Regions from separate parts of the Homo sapiens genome. Here regions 2 and 3 are each linked to region 1. The links are chromatin loops, found by intact Hi-C in ENCODE. Cell type or tissue: heart right ventricle. All regions are shown on one strand. Each heading gives the region's core, and the rest is flanking DNA. Links, peaks and the distances in the headings are about the cores only. Region 1 overlaps PTPRG (protein tyrosine phosphatase receptor type G). Region 2 overlaps PTPRG (protein tyrosine phosphatase receptor type G). Region 3 overlaps PTPRG (protein tyrosine phosphatase receptor type G).

What was found. Hi-C counts contacts between places; a loop is a spot of excess contacts. Peaks named below come from ENCODE experiments on the same cell type or tissue, not always from the same donor. Only the 100,000 strongest peaks of a DNase experiment are listed, where the experiment ranks them.
Region 2: it touches region 1 in a loop (3-fold over the local background); 23 of 110 quality-filtered maps call a loop at or near these places.
Region 3: a loop joins it to region 1, with 2.4 times the contacts of the local background. A loop is called at or near these places in 26 of 110 quality-filtered maps.

The regions. Positions count from the first base shown.
Region 1 is chr3:61,925,423-61,930,422 of GRCh38, forward strand. All of the region lies in intron 2 of PTPRG (protein tyrosine phosphatase receptor type G), which reads left to right. Among named protein-coding and RNA genes, the nearest start is that of PTPRG, 370 kb to the left of the region's middle. In heart right ventricle, for the core only: a CTCF peak has its summit at 2,760; a DNase peak (open chromatin) is centred at 2,039; H3K4me3 peaks cover 1,238 bases; H3K27ac peaks cover 4,355 bases.
Region 2 is chr3:61,855,718-61,860,717 of GRCh38, forward strand. All of the region lies in intron 2 of PTPRG (protein tyrosine phosphatase receptor type G), which reads left to right. Among named protein-coding and RNA genes, the nearest start is that of PTPRG, 300 kb to the left of the region's middle. In heart right ventricle, for the core only: a CTCF peak has its summit at 2,534; no DNase peak of the experiment used is centred there; H3K27ac peaks cover 399 bases.
Region 3 is chr3:61,864,697-61,870,909 of GRCh38, forward strand. The region is part of intron 2 of PTPRG (protein tyrosine phosphatase receptor type G); the gene reads left to right. Among named protein-coding and RNA genes, the nearest start is that of PTPRG, 310 kb to the left of the region's middle. RefSeq lists enhancers at 2,008-2,510, 2,511-3,011. In heart right ventricle, for the core only: no CTCF peak of the experiment used is centred there; no DNase peak of the experiment used is centred there.

The DNA of each region.
Region 1 (5,000 bases), core at 1-5,000:
GGAAGCCCAGCAAACTTCTCCTTAAAAATCACTGGTCAGGGCTGGGTGCAGTGGCTCACACTTGTAATGCCAGCACTTTGGGAGGCTGAGATGGGCAGATCACCTGAGGTGAGGAGTTCGAGACCAGCCTGGCCAACATGGTGAAACCTCATCTCTACAAAAATGCAAAAATTAGCCGGGCCTGGTGGCGTGTGCCTGTAATCCCAGCTACTCAGGAGGCTGAGGCAGGAGAATTTCATGAACCTGGGAGGCGGAGGTTGCAGTGAGCCAAGACTGTGCCACTGCCTTCCAGCCTGGGTGACAGAATGAGACTCTATCTTTAAAAAAAAAAAAAATCATCATTGGTCAAAGTTGCAGCACCTGCCAACCTATACGCCAGTGTTCACCAGAGGGGATTAGGATTCTTATAACTGGCTTGTCCCGAGCATGACTTATTCCTTGGGATGAATACATTACTGTTCCAACAAAATCCCTGTTGATGAGGTAACCAGCAGTGTTTCCATAGGAACTCGAGCTCCTGGCTATTCCTAGCCTGGTTCTCTGACCAGCAGCACCAGCGTCACCTGCCAGCTTGTTAGAATGGCAGAACCTCAGACCCTTCCTGTAACTACTATATCAGAATAGAAACCGCATTTTAGCAAGATCTGCAGGTCATTCACAGACACAGTAAAGTTTTAGACATGCTGATCTGGAGAGGTAATGGAGGGCTATTTTAAGGAAATCCATGGAAATAAACTTGGAGAAAGAGTAGCTTGAGTGGTTGGTAGCTGATATGGTTCGGATCTGTGTCTCCCCCCAGATCTCATGTTCAGTTGTAGTACCCAGTGTTGGAGTTGGGTCCTGGTGAGAGGTGATTGGTTCATGGGGGTGGCTTTTCATGAATGGTTTAGCACCATCCCCTTGGTGCTGTTCTTGTGACAGTGAGATCCAGTTGTCTAAAAGTGTGTAGCACCTCCCCCTCCTCTCTCTTGCTCCTACTCCAGCCATGTGATACGTGTGCCTCTCCTTCACCTTCCTCCATGATTGTAAGTTTACTGAGGCCTTCCCAGAAGCCAAGTAGGTTGCAATACCATGCATCCTGTACAGGCTGCAGAACTGTGAGCCAATTAAACCTCTTTTCTTCATAAATTACTCAGTCTCAGTCCTCCTTTCTTCCCCTTCCCTCCCTCCCTCCCTCCCTCCCTCCCTCCTTCCTTCCTTCCTTCCTTCCTTCCACTAACATCATAAGGTATTTTTTTATATCAGTGCAAGAACAGATTAATATGGTAGCCCAGCCTTGACTCCCATTCATATAAATGCCATTATAATTCCAGTTTGTAGTGATATCTCAGATTTAATCCACATCTTAGTACATTTTATGGTGTTTAGTGTTCATAGTGGACCATAATTATTTAGAGGATCCTCTTTACTCCTTTTTGCCTCCAGCAAGTTCTGACAGTGTTCATAGTGTTAGGAGGTTGAAATTAAAACAAAAACGAAAAAAACAGTTCGGGGGGAAGAAAAAAAAAATCTGTACATGTTGTCCTTTTCTACCTGTAATGTAGTGCATGCAGATGACAGGACATTTCTTGTCTTTATTTTGAAAATCATTTGCCATCGTTCATGATGTGCAACTGCATGAGTACATATGACTGTCAAGTGTCTGGATTCTATTTCTGAATTCAGGAAACTCCAGAGTTAAGCAACCAAATTCCATTTCAGAATCCGCTTCTATTTTTGTTCTGTTCATTTGATCTTTTCCATCGGTAGGCACATTAGCTTACTAAGCATAAAGAACTTTTTTTTCCTCCCAGCTATATATTCTCCACAAAACACTGAGGGCTTCCCTGGGAAATAAATCCCTGGCTAAATGGAAATGTGGTTGGTTTCATGGTATATCTTCAGGTCTTGGACAACAGCTCTGTGCTTGCAGTCTTCTTTGTGTGACATTTGGAGGCCGAGCTCTCAAATGTCCCTTGAATTTCATTAACTGGTGTGCTGTTTTGAGTTAACTGTGGAGAGAGGCCTATTGGAGATGGTCCCTGCCAGTTGGGCAGCTCTCCCACTTGGCTGTTTTGAGAATTGTTATATCCTGTACTATGGAAACAGGATGAACTTGGCCATGAGTGTGGGCCAGAAGCCTCTATCCCATTTATGCGGACTTGCTGGCTGAGTTTTGAGAAGTGCATGATTTCATTTGGGCTGTGGTTTGCTGCTAACCGTGTGAGTCTGCAAAATGATCCCTTTTAAGTAGAACCAGGACAGAATAACCCTGGAGCTATGTTTGGTGTGGTTTGTCTGCAAGGGTTAAAAGCTCACTACAGGATGTTGCTGCTTTATAAAATTGAGGCCTCCTTGAAAGTTGTGTCATTTCTATGCTTTATGAATAGGATTATCTTCTTTATGCAGCAGTCATTTGATGTTGAATAGAAGCTGAAGATACAGTTCCTCTGTAAAGATTTCATCATTGTTTGATTGGTAAAGGTGGACATTTTCCCCCCTTTCCAGGTGAGGTATACGTGCGTTCAAAGAGGGATGGGGCAGGAAGGTGGTTGGCGGTGGTCAGAAAGCCATCTGTAACTCAGGTGATTTTCCTGTACCGGTCACCTAGCTGAATCTGAATGAGAGTTTTTTGTAAAGTTGTGGTAGAAGATAAATTAGCCTGATGATGGATTATGCACTATTTCTCTTCTGCTATAAGGGGTATGAGGCCGGAGGTTAGGAGACTCACACACAGTCATGTTGTCTGTCAGAGGGAGGATGAAGCCGAGAGTTGAGTGGCCTTCAAGCTCCCTCTGGTTGCTCATACCTTGTTTCTTTCTCCTTCTTATGAGTTGGGAACATGCCCAAGAAACCTTGTAAGTGTGAAATACAGCATGCCTAGTCTCTCCTGCAGAATAATGCGACCCCATATTTGTTAACCACACAGACCTTAGAATGTGACAGTTTTCTAGCTTAAGTGAATTGGAATGAAACCCTATCACATTTTCCAAACCAGACTTATTTTGCCTGAGTCCATTTTTTTAATCCCCTACTTTCTACTTGAAAAATGAAATTGCTTGAATTTACTGAAAGAAAAAGTCATAGCAATTGTCAGACTGCATGAGGAGGGTATTTATTCAGATTTCATGGATGGGGCCAGTATTTTCTGGAACATGTTGCTGAAGTTTATGAGCATTTAAATTATAGGATGCTATTTGGGATTCTCCCTAAAACAAAAGCTTTTATAGTGTGATACTATGCTTTTAAGAAGACAAAAACACTGGTTTGATTTTTTTTTCATTTCAGTTTTTACTTCTGTTTTAAAAGTTTAAATATATTTTCTAGAGATACTGGAGATAAGGGGGATGAAAATGTCTTATCTCTTTTCAGGGTTGATATATATTTATAGAAAGGTATCAGATGTATTGTGACAGTCTATAGATGTAATAAAATATTTCACTATAAAACAGTTGATTGGAGTCATACAGTGGTTCTCAACTAAAGGTGATTTTTCTCTTCCCCTACTCCTGGGGACATTTGGCAGTGGATGGAGACATGTGTGGTTGTCACAACGGGAAGGATGTTGCTATTGGCAGTCTAGCGAGTAGAGGCCGGGGATGCCACTGAACATCCTACAATGCACAAGGACAACCCCCACAGCAAAGGAGTCTTTGGCCCCAAATGAGAAACCCTAGAGTGGCATAACCAAAACCAAATGCTTTAATAAATACCCAGCCCTGAGGTTTTGGTATTTAAAGTGACATTTAACATCACCAAAAACATGTCAAAAATGTGTCAGCCATTTAACACATGCATAAAGCCTTCTTTTTTAAAATAACAGATGTGAGACTTCTGAGCCACATTTTTCCTAGAGGTTGTTCTCTCTCTGGGAATGAATACCGAGGTGCTATTTCACATTATAAAATTTTTAGCTACTGAAGAATTATGTTTAAATTTGAAAAAAAAAATACTTTTGCTTTTTACCAGATCGAGCGTTTCTTTAGTGGCATTCTCTTTTAATCCAGTGATTTTCAAGTGACCCCGTATTTAGTCCTAAAGTTCCATTTCTCAACTGAAACTCAACATTTAGTTGAGTAGCCCATTCTAGTTCTATATGCTTTTCATAATGGGCTTCCTTTGAGCAAAGTTCATGCATTGCACCTAACCGTCCTTTGGATGTGAGTTTTTCATTGTGGATTACTGCCCAAAGAAGTGATGAATTAAATTGTTAAACTCATTTAGCTGTGACCTGAGATGAATAGAGTGCATTTGAAAAATGAGCACAGGTTGTTTATGAGCCGTCGTGTCGGCATCACACTTCAGAGTCGGTGTAGATGTCTACCGCTCTAGCCCTATGGGCTGCAGTGATTCAGGAGCAAGAGCGAGCAGTGGGTTCTTTCTAACGTGTCAGCCTTTTGACCTTGAGCTGCATTAAGGCTTTCACATGTGCAGTTGATTAAGATTTTTATTTTCTTCCTTTATTTCATTTGTACCATATGCACAGAGAGTCGTGGATAACAGTTTAGACTAAATAAAGGACATTGAATTGTCAGTAATGAAATATCTTGTTTTAATTAAAACTATTAGTAATGCTCTTTCTTGCCCTGGATACTAGGATATTGACATACTTAATGGTAGAATAACAGATAATGCGGTATTTTTTTTTTTTTTTGCTTTTTACTCCTACAAATTGCTTTTAAATTCTCTAAGATCTGGTTGACAATTGCCAGTATAAGTATTTATAGAGAAAGATAAAGATGGAGCTACCTACACTGTATCTATAAATACAGCTGTACATATAAAATTTGATGGTGACAGCCATCTTGCCTGTTTCAGCTGTGTGTGTTTTTAGGAAGATTTGAATATAAAAGATTTGTATTTATATAAATTATTTTTTGTATTTTGTGTGGCTTCATACCCTCAAGGGTGACTTTGAAAGGTATCTTGACCCAGGGACACCAACGAGTTTATTCCAACAATTCCACGTGGAAGAATGTCAGTGATTCCCTGGAGGTCAGAGTTCCGTCTCCCCCTGTCTT
Region 2 (5,000 bases), core at 1-5,000, 70 kb before region 1:
CTCTCTTAGTACTTCTCATACTCTTGGTTTACTGGTGCTTCAGGCCTCACATTAGGAAGCTTGCTGAGGTGTAAGCCTGAGGTAGTTGGAATGCTGTCTTGCTGGGGGGCTCTGGGACCTTGGAGGTTGGCATTAAACCAAGGAAGTGTGGAGCAACAGCCACTAGATGTCAAGGTGTTGTGGAATGGGGGAGTGGGTTTCCCTTGAATTAGGAAGAAACAGATATCTCTATATCCCTCTGGCCACATAACTTAAATTTTACTTCTTCCTATTTCCAGAAGAACTTTCCCTTCCTCCCATCATGTTTTCCTTATTGATTGGGAGGATGCTAGTGATATTGATGGGTGGGTGCTAGTGACAGTCAAGTGTGATGCCCTCAGTCTCTTGTACTTACGTAGAACATTAAGACTAAGGGTCTTTTAAATTGTAAAATACACATAACATAAAATTTACCATTTTAACCACAGTGTACCTCTCAGTGGCGCTTAGTATATTCGCAGTGTGATGCACCCATCACCATTATCTAGTTCCAGAACATTTTAATCACTCCAAGTGGAAGCCTCATACCCATTGAGCAGTCACTCCCCACTTCCCATTTCCCACCGCCCCGGCAACCACTGATCTACTTTCTAAGACCAAGAATTTTACAAGGTATTTTAGAAATTACAAAATTTATATTTTAAGCTCTAGCATAAGAACAAGCCAAAAGAAACAGTTACATGGAAACGAAGCCCACAGTTTGCACCATGATTTCATTCTTCTTTTCATCATTTCTGATTTGCCATCTCAACCTTGGTTCCAAAACATTTTGAAATATATCCTTCCATACTTTTTTTCTCATTGCATGCATACAAGTGTATTCCCGTATTTTGATTCATTTTCTGCACTGTTTATAAATATAGAACTATAGTGTACACATCCCTCTGCAACTAGCTTTTTCTGAACAGGTTTTGTTAACATGTCTCCAGGTCATTAACAAACAACTCTAACTTATTCACTCTGTAGCTGTGTAATATTTCATAAGGTGGCTGTTCCACAAATTACTCATTATGCTGCTCTTGGAGGCCCTTTGAAGAATTAGTAATTAATGCTTAGAAAGTCTTATGAGGAGGACTGGACAGGTAGAATTAGCCCATTTTGTATGTTGGGGCACTGAACCTCAGAGGGTAAACCATTTAAAGTCACATAAGCAGTACTGCTATATGATGTCTTGACTGCTGTCGCTCAAGCTGATGACTTTCAAGTCTTCTACTGCATTTTCTCTACATGAGGCTCCTTTATTTTCAAAGAAAAAAAATGCCCTTTATGTGGGCTATTTCTTTTTCTGATCATTTCCCATCCTATTTTCCTATTTCTGTGTGTGTCTAGTATCTTTTTTTTTTTACCCCCTCTCTCAACATAGCCTCATTTAGTATTTGGCAGTTTTGCAGTTGAGGTAACCAATGCCTCATCACTCCAGAAATCTCATATTGTAAAATCTTTAGAATTAAAAAATCCTTATACAACTGAAGAAAATACAAGAGAGTTTCAATGACTTGCTCAAGTTCATACAGACCTCCAGTGGCCAAGGCAAGACTTGAACCCACCTCTTGTGAATTCATATCCCATCATAGGAGACAGATACACAGCAGCTCCCACAGCAACATTCAACAACTGGTAGTGGCTCTCTACAGCACCATGTGTGAATAAATCTGAGACTTTGATTGATTAATGATGTCTGCCATGAATGGGATGGGTCAGGGAGTAGACTAGAGAGATAACTAAGTGGTGATGCATGTGCCATGGGTTGCCTTTGCCCCAGCACAGCGTATTGACAGTGATGATTCTTGAGTGTGACTCGATAATTATTTTATTTCAAGGGTTTAAAAGGTCAGCCTGGGGACCAATCACAAAGTCAGGGTTGAGATCCTATATATCACAAGGCTTTGAGACTACCTGACCAACATGGGTTTAATTACTAATCCTGCAAAGACTAATATAGTTCCTAACGTTTTATCCATGTTTTATTAGTATGCTGATGTTGAATGTTGGGTGTGTGTTGTTGGCGTCTTCATTTTTTTTCTGCAATCAAATATGGCTTTCTTTCTCCTTTGGAAGAAATGACGTAAGGTGGGTGAAATTGGGCTATCACAGTCTCAGCATTATGGACATTGGGGATAGCTAATTATTTGTTGTGGGGGCTCTCCTCTGATATTTAGCAACATCCCTGCCTCTATCCACTGGAAGTCACTGACACCTCCCTCTTAACACCAGGTCTTTAATCTTGACAACAGGAAATTTCTCCCAGACATTGCAGAATCCCGCCTGTATGAGAACCACTGGCTTAAACTGATACATGTTTTCAATGGGTTGTAATAAGTTTTTTAAAAGGTAATTTTCTCTATGGCCCATTTGTATTGTGGGCGTTGGAATAGTGACAGAAAAGCATGAAGGAAAACAAATGTTTATTATCTTTTGTAAGGCAGTGGGAAGCTTTTCTTTTCTATAGTACTGAATAGGAAAGCCACAAATACAGAAGTACATTTTACAACAATAGGTGGCACACTACTACCAGAAGCCTAGTTCAGAAAGTAGATGGAGACAGTTTTATAAGTGAATGTATTTCAATCGTTTTTTATTAACAGTATTCCCAACTTCTTCATTTTATTTCTCTTAAAAAAGCATATTCTGCTTTAACAGTCCTTCTAAAGCTAATTTTATTTTTAAAAATGAGCATAAATTTGCCATTTGCTTTGCAAAACAAACCTGCAATCAATATAGTATTTATAATAGAGATGTCATATAATTGTGGGATTAAACCAGATTAACTTTGATGTCAATTATTTTTTCAATGCATTATAGAAAAAGGCATTTTTTTAAAGCTTTTCTGGAATATTAGGTGTTCTGTATGTATTTTTTAAAACAAGTAAATGGATGTTTAGTCTCTATTAGTACTTAAGAAACACTATTATAATAAATATGACTTCTGTTGAAAACAGGTCATGAGATATCAATTGAGGGTAGCTGAAAATAGGGCAGCTCAATGCCTTCTTTTCTTTTAAAAACTCTTAAACTTTTAATTATGATGCCTCAGTGTGTATTTGGAGAAGACTGTAAGTTGAAATTTAAAGATTATAACCATGGTGCTTAGAGCTAGCATAAGAGACTAGTTTATTACAAACTCCTTTTAATAAACTCTCTGCCCATACATTGAAAAAATAAATGCTCTCCGTTTTCTTCCTGTTTGAGTAAATAGCACTTCCAATGTTTTAAGTATGCAGAGCATGATCAAAGAATGAGGAGATGGAGACAAAAAGTTGCTGAGTGAATATTTTTATTTTTGTAGTTGTGTCTCTGACTTGTTTAGGAGTTGATTTTTTTAAGACTTTAAGCAAAATAAAGCTTAATCTAGTGGAGACTCTCAAAAGGAATGATGTGTCACTCCTTTTCAAAGTATATGTGCTTTAACTATATAGTAATGTTTTAAAGCTTTTATTAATGCTGGGGTTCTTTATAATGAGAATACCATTCATTGGTCATTTATTACAAACCTATTATATGTTAGATATGAAAGACCTTAGGTTATTTTCTTTCTTTAATCCATAAAATGATGGGAATTAGGACATTATATCCCAAGGAGGATTATTAAATAGTTAATGTCACGGTGTTAGTAAGTCACAGGGCTGAGATTCAAACCCGGGTCTAATTTTGAATTACCCTTTATCTAAAATCATGGAATATCACCACAAGGGAAAATCAGAGCTGACATGAACTTTCTTCCCCCTATGCCTCTGTCCCCCTTTTGTTCCTTCCTTTGGCTTTGGAAAAATTTGTTTAAGCGAAATTCTATGAGCCCCCAGGACAATTGACACAAGGAGAGTTTCTTATTTGAGATCTTGGTTTGATAGTCCATAGTTTTTTTTTTTTTGGTCATTGTTGTTTGTTTGTTATTTATGAGCAAGGAACTTGAGTTACAGAAAGGCAAGCAAATGACCCCCATATTGAACTGCTGGAGAACTTATGACCTGAACCCAAGTCTTAGGAGAGACTCTTTCAAAATTACCTTTCTGTTGGCCTAATTTTAATTAATAAAATACTGCTGCCCACAACATTTAAACTGTGTGGTAATTATTGTTTCTTTTCTTGTTTTTCTTCCGCATTACAACATAAACTCTCCCATCTGCTGTATATTTATAGCACTTAATATAATCCATGGCACATAGATGCTCAGTAAACCAGTGTTTCATTATTCTTTCATAAGCAACTGCTCTTGTGACATCCTTTATTGTGATCAATAGAATATATCATGTATTAATTATATTTCCTTTATAATTTAGTAAACTCTAGGAAACACTGAGGGATTCCTGTTTGTACACCAATCCATAAAATCACGTGTGATTGCTTAGTCCTGTTACTAAAGATGTTGAGACACAGAAGAGGAAATATTGTATGTACATTTCAGAGTGAAAAGTAATTCCTCAGGGTTGGATATGAAATTGAAACAGTTGATAGTAAGAGTGCTGCACTAAGAAGGGAATCCTTCCCCTAAATTTTAATATGTCCCCTAGTCATGCTATTCCATCTTAATGAGAATTGATTTTGTCCTTTCACCTATCACAGACCCTTACATGCTTCCTTCCCAGCCCGTGAAAGCCATTGTTTGATGAGAAAAAAAATACATGACTTTTCTCCCCAGGCATAGAAGGATAATAGCTGTGCTTTTTTTTGTTTTTGTTCCTTTTTTTTTTTTTTTTTTTTTTTTGAGACGAAGTCTCGCTTTGTTGCCCAGGCTGGAGTGCACTGGCACAATCTTGGCTCACTGCAACCTCTGCCTCCCAGGTTCAAATGATTATACTGCCTCAGCCTCTGGAGTAGATGGGATTACAGGCACGCACCAGCACTCACCGGCTAATTTTTTTGTATTTTTAGTAGAGACAGGGTTTCTGCAGGTTGGCCAGACTGGTCTCGAACTCCTGACCTCAAGTGATCCACCCGCCTCAGCCTCCCAAAGTGCCGGGATT
Region 3 (6,213 bases), core at 1-5,000, 61 kb before region 1:
TTCCAATAACACAGGCGTTTTAAGGTTTTCACTTCAACATCTGTGCTTTGGAAATTGAGAAGAGACCACAATTTAGGAATATGCTGAGAAGGAGGCATGGAAGACCAGGGGTTCCATCTCCTCGTAATGTGTGGTATCTGTTCTCTCATTCTTCCCAGATTGCTCCACAATGTTCCTCTCCCCACTTCTATTTAAATGGTCCAGGGGAAGCTCTGTCATGATATTTCAATGTCTCAGGAAGGCCCACCATGCCAGCATGCCACTGTCATGGGGTCACATTCAGTCATTCATTCCCTTGCTCACGTGCTCAGAGACCATTTTATGTTTTGCCTGTTCCTAGGCTGCATGTTCAAGCACTTGGCTGTGTTTGGGTTTCTGGAGACTGGAAGTCATTTTTGCTGATTAATGGGGATGATGGTATTTTTGTCCAGGAGCAAACTGGGGAGTTGCTTTAGGTATGTGGCCAGGAGAGAAATGCCTTGGATATTTGTGGGGTTAATACTGGGCTTATTAGAATGCTGTCAGTCACTCCTTGCTCTCAACTCTAGCCACCCATGCCAAACCCCCACAACAATAGTGACAACAACAGCAGTAATAATAGCAGCTACCAGTTAGAGAGCTACATGTGAGGCCTTGTTTGAGCGTCTCATTTAATTCTCCAAAAATCCCACAAGGAATGTGTTGTTATTTTTTACTTGTTCTAGCTGAGGAAACGGGATATTAGAGTTCTGAGTCCAAAGCATGTGTCTTGTAAATGGTGAAGCTAAGATTTGAACTCAGATAACCTTGACCTAGTACCCAAGTTTGTACCAACTGTGCATCATTCCCTATCACCCTAAGCTAGGGAGTAGGTCGAATTAAGGGTACTACCTTCATATGGATGGCCCGATACCTGGTCATAATGAAATCATTCTTTCTTGGCCTTGGTCTCTCCACCTGCCGACAGGGCAGGTGGCAGCAAGCTGCTTACACCACATGAGCATGACAGAGCCCCTTTGTCTTCTCATTGGCCAAGTTCTTCTTCCTCTCTTCATAAATAACTTCAGATTTCCTAGCCCACTGCTCTAGAAAATGTATTTCCTCTGATGGCCACACAGCCGGAGCAACCCCAGAAGGCCTGTGGTGTTGTGCTGCTCTTTATTTTCTGCCAGCTGCATCTGTACTCTTCTAGAAAATGCTGAGATTCAGCAGTTGCTCAAAAGGCACTGACATCTAATTATCATCCTATAGGCTGTTGCCACAAGTCTGCATAGTGAAGTCAATGCTGAGACAGGCTTCCTTTGCCAGTCAGAGGGGCTCTGGCTTGTTTACAGATAGAATCTTTAACTCCTTTGAAGGGCCAGCGTGAGGATACTGGGAAGGTTCCTGTGGGACAGTTTTATAATTGAACCAGGGAACTCCTCTGTGCCTGCTCATATGTGATATGGATAAGTCATGCAGCACCGGTCCTCCTGCATCCAGGAATGGGCTGACATTGATCTGTTCACTCTTCAGGGATGCTGTCTCAACTACTTGCACAGGTATAATTTTATTATATTACGCTGCATATTAAATACCTGCACTTCCCTTTTCCCATCCTGATACAGATGATTTCATTTTGCCCACAGTAACACATGCTTCTGTTTGCACGTGACCATGATCATTTTCTCTACCTCTAGGCTTACAGAAGGGCCAGAGGTGGTGCTAATCAGGAACTGGAAACTTCTGACCCCACTGTGCAGGCTGGAGTAGGGTTGAGGCTGTGGCTGAGAACCAGAAGGAGAAAGCAAGGGCAAGTCCCCATTCTAGAATACCTGGCTAGGATGTGGGGGAGAGAGGTGAGCATAGCTCCTTTCTGTAAAAATTACACTTACACAGAGCTTCCCTGGCTTTGGAACTGTTTGCTCTTTTTTTTTTTTTTTTTTTTTTTTTTTTTTTTTTTTGAGACGGAGTCTTGGTCTGTCACCAGGCTGGAGTGCAGTGGTACGGTATCAGCTCACTGCAACTTTGCCTCCCTAGTTCAAGCGATTCTCCTGCCTCCGCCTCTGGAGTAGCTGGGACTACAGGCATGTGCCACCACGCCCAGCTAATTTTTGTATTTTTAGTAGAGATGGCATTTCACCATGTTGGCCAGGATGGTCTCGATCTCTTGAACTCGTGATCCATCCGCCTTGGCCTGCCAAAGTGCTGGGATTACAGGCATGTGACACCGCACCCGGCCAAAGTGGTTGCTTTTATTCTAACAACGTCTGTGTTTGCAACGGAAGAGAGACCACAGGAGTGCTAGAGCCTGAGTTCAGGGAAGGGTTTGACAGGAGTTTCAAGGCTTCTTGTTGGCGGGGTAGAACATCATCCTTCCAGCCAGGAGTAGCTCTTCATCAGATTGCCCGGGATTGGAAAGGGATCAGTACCAGATGGCCTCCTGGCCCCAGAAGTTCCTTCTGGAGCAGAACAGAGTTTTCTTGTCGCTATGATTCAGCAACAGCAGGCATTGATGGCGGCCCCACTGGGTGCCTGGCATGGCATCATACCCCCTGCCTCCCAGAACCTGCGGCCCTCCTCCATGGCCAAGGAGCAATTGCATGTGGAGCCATACCAGCAGCCCCCATTGAGCTGACTTGGTTGCCTGAAGTGAGAATGGTTAAATGGGTAATTGATGGAAGCAAAAAGCCAAGGGAAGGAGGTACCCGCTGGGTAACTGGTTAGTGTAAGAGGCTATGTGTGTGTAGCTGAAGTTGATCACCATTCCAAGGCGAGTCTTTTCCCCTCTCTTCTTTCCCTCCTTTTTATTTAACAATAATAATAACTTTATTGATTCATTGCTTTTTTTGAGGCATGCATTAAGCCCTTCACATTTATTAACTTGAAAAAATAGGGGAGTTGAGGGCCCAGAAAGGTAAAATGAAGTACCCAAAGTCACACATTTTAGTGAGTGGCAAAAATGGGATCTCAGGGCATGGTTCCTATCTCTTGACAATCTAAGCTCTTCACCCTGTACCTCTTTTCCATCTCTGCAGCCCTCTCTCCCTCTCTTCTTTATAGATACTCTGAGCGTTTATCTTGCATCCAGTTAGCAATGCAGTTTCAGAGATAGAGGACATAGGACGTCCCTTACGGAACTCAAAATTGAGTTTGCAGAGACAACCTTAACCTTTGTAAGGTGAGGGAAGCCTAGAGTCTCATGTGGTGTGTGGGGCCCAGGGATGCGTTTGTAAAGCTTGGGTGCAGTGGTCTTTCTTCCACAGGGAGTCTGAGACCTTGGTCTGCTTACCTTTCTCTAGGGCACCCAGGGCATGAGAAGGTGGTGGTGTTCCTTATAACCTTGGCCATCCAGTAGATAAAGTTCAACAAGTAGGATTGGTTCAGTCTGATACCTGTAGTCCCCTATTTTACATAAGCCCCTCCCCACATTCTCCCTTAAACACATGAAGAAGTGCAGAGGAGAAGGGAGAGGGCATGTCTTGAGACCCAGTTATGTGAAGGCTGTGGATTGAGAGTTTACAGTGTTAGTGATCTCTTGTCATCCTCACAACAGCTCTATGCAGTGGACCCTGTTAGATCTTATATCACGGAAGAAAAGCTCCAAGATCAGAGTTTCAGGTATCTTTTCTGTTTCATCTCTGCTTACAATCTTCTCACAATTTCTTGCCTCTCTCAGATTTGATTCCGAAATCCCTGAGTGCTAGAAGAAAGGCATCATATCATCTTGTCCCTGGTTATCTCATTGAGTTCATTTTCCTGCCCTCTGCCCCCTGCCCCCAGCTCCCTGGCCTCTCTGCTGCCTGATGCACTGCGTCCAACCTGCCTTGAGCCTGGGCATTCAACACTCTGCCTTCTTTCCCTCTGCCTTTCCTTGTTCACTTTCCCCCTTCCAATCTCTTTTCTTCCTCCTTTTAAATTTTCCTTGTGTGAGTTTGATTTTAAAGGTTTTGTTGGGCAAAGTGAACACACTTGGCTTATAGAATCACCCTTAGGGTAATTTGTTACAGAAAATTCTGTGTAATGGGACAGTTTTTTTGTTTGAGTCAGCACAAATAAAGCAAACTCTCCAGGGTTGTGGTCAAATGCTGTTTCTTACAGTTCTCAAGGTTTCTAAGTCCAGGCTCTCTAGTTCTCATGTTATTTGGAACTCCTTTGGGCATTGGTCTTTGTATCTAAAATGGTCTCATGTTTAATTCAATGTGCGCATTTATAACAAGGTCTGATTTGATGACTTGTTCAGAAGGGTGTTTTTTTTTTTTGAAGATTTTGGTAGAATTGTATGATTTTCTGGTCTTTGGACTAGTCACTTCTAATAACTTTTTTTTGGTGAGTGAGTCTGGTCTTCTCCATAGTTTCCACGCTTCATAAAGCATTAGGAGGACGGCATTTCACTTGCCGTTCCCCATGGTCTAATCTCCTGCTGATTTTATTTTAACTCTGAGGGATTTGCTATTGGTCCAGCTTTACCATCAGTTGCATCTCCATCAATGAGGCTGACCTGGAGGGACTGGATTCAAATAGGGAGCAGCATCCAGTTCCCTCTACCTAGAGATTGCCAACTTCTCTGAAGCATTTCCATGAAATTTATAATTTAATTTCTATTTTGGCTCAAGAGCATCTTGGTACAAATCCTTGGGTGTGGCCCTCTTTTGTAAGAAGTACAGAATGAAAGACCATCTTGCCTGCAAACTGTGTGCAGATCTTTGTGAGAAATAAAGTCATGTTTCATTATTTTGGCTGCATGACTTAAAAAATGTCATGACCCAGAATGAATATTGCTTTTCAGTCAGGTGGTTGCACGTTTCAAGATGGCTCCAGTGGCTTCTGAAATGTGTTTACCCTGCGAACATTCCAAAGTTGTCTGTGCTTTGTCCAGAATCCCTGGATGCCATTCATTAACCCTCCCCTCCCCTCCCCTCCCCTCCCTTCACCTCTTTGTCTGACAGAGTCTTACTCTGTCACCCAGGCGGGAGTGCAGTGGTGCATTCATGGCTTACTGCAGCCTCAACCTCCTGGGCTTAACTGATCTTCCCCCCTCAGCCTCCCGAGTATCTGGGACCGTAGGTGCACGCCACCCTGCCTGGCTAATTTTTTGTTTTGTTTTGTTTTGTTTTGTTTTGTTTTGCAGAGATGAGGTTTTCCCATGTTTCCCAGGCTGGTCTCAACCTTCTGGGCTTAAGCGATCCACCCGCCTAAGTCTCCCAAACTGTTGGGATCACAAGTGTGAGCCACTGCACCTGGTCCTGGGTGCCATTCTTGACTACGTCACCTAAATGCTCCTTCTTGTGATTCGACTCTCATCCTATATACCTAGTGCCACCATGACCCCATCACCCTACGTCCCCTCCCCCTTCGACTTGTCCTCATCACTGCATATTGAGCTTTCACTTGGCAAAGTCTTCACCTCCCAGTACCATCACCTTGGGGCTTAAGTTTCAAGATATGAATTGTGGGAGGACACAAACATTTAGTCTATAGTGGTATGAAATGCCCAGCATTATTGTTTCTGTGACCTTAGGACAAAAGGGTACATAGATGCTATTGCATAAAATATTATGTTTCCTAGCTTTTCTGTTGGGGAACTATATAAAAATAAGTTTTGGTACATAACATACTTTCCTGATGCTAATATTTCCATTGTCAACTAGGAAAAATTATTCTTTTTTTTTTTTTTTGGAGACGGAGTCTCACTCTGTTGCCCAGGAGTGCAATGGTATGATCTCAGCTCCAGTGCAGCCTCCACCTCCTGGGTTCAAGCAATTCTCCTGCCTCAGCCTCCCGAGTAGCTGGGACTACAGGCATGAACTACCACACCTAGCTTTTTTTTTTTTTTTTTTTTTTTTTTGTATTTTTAGTAGAGATGGATTTTTTTTTTTTTTTTGTATTTTTAGTAGAGATGGATTTTTTTTTTTTTTTTTTAACCATGTTGGCCAGGCTGGCCTCGAACTCCTGAGCTCAGGTGATCCACCCACCTCAGCCTCCCAAAGTGCTGGGATTACAGGCATGAGCCATCGCACCCATTGTTGGGTAGGAAAAGTAATGATTACCTCCCAGTTTTGAGCATCAATTGGTAACAAAATCTGTGTAAGTGTTGTCTGTATAAATGGTAAAGTTCTATTGAAATGTTGAATAAAATAGAGGCATTCATAGTAATAATAACTGCGTCATACTAGGCTTCTTTCTATGAAATAAATTAGGTCATTTACTAAAAGCTCAATTAATGAATATTACTAAGAAATTTTCAGAAATCAC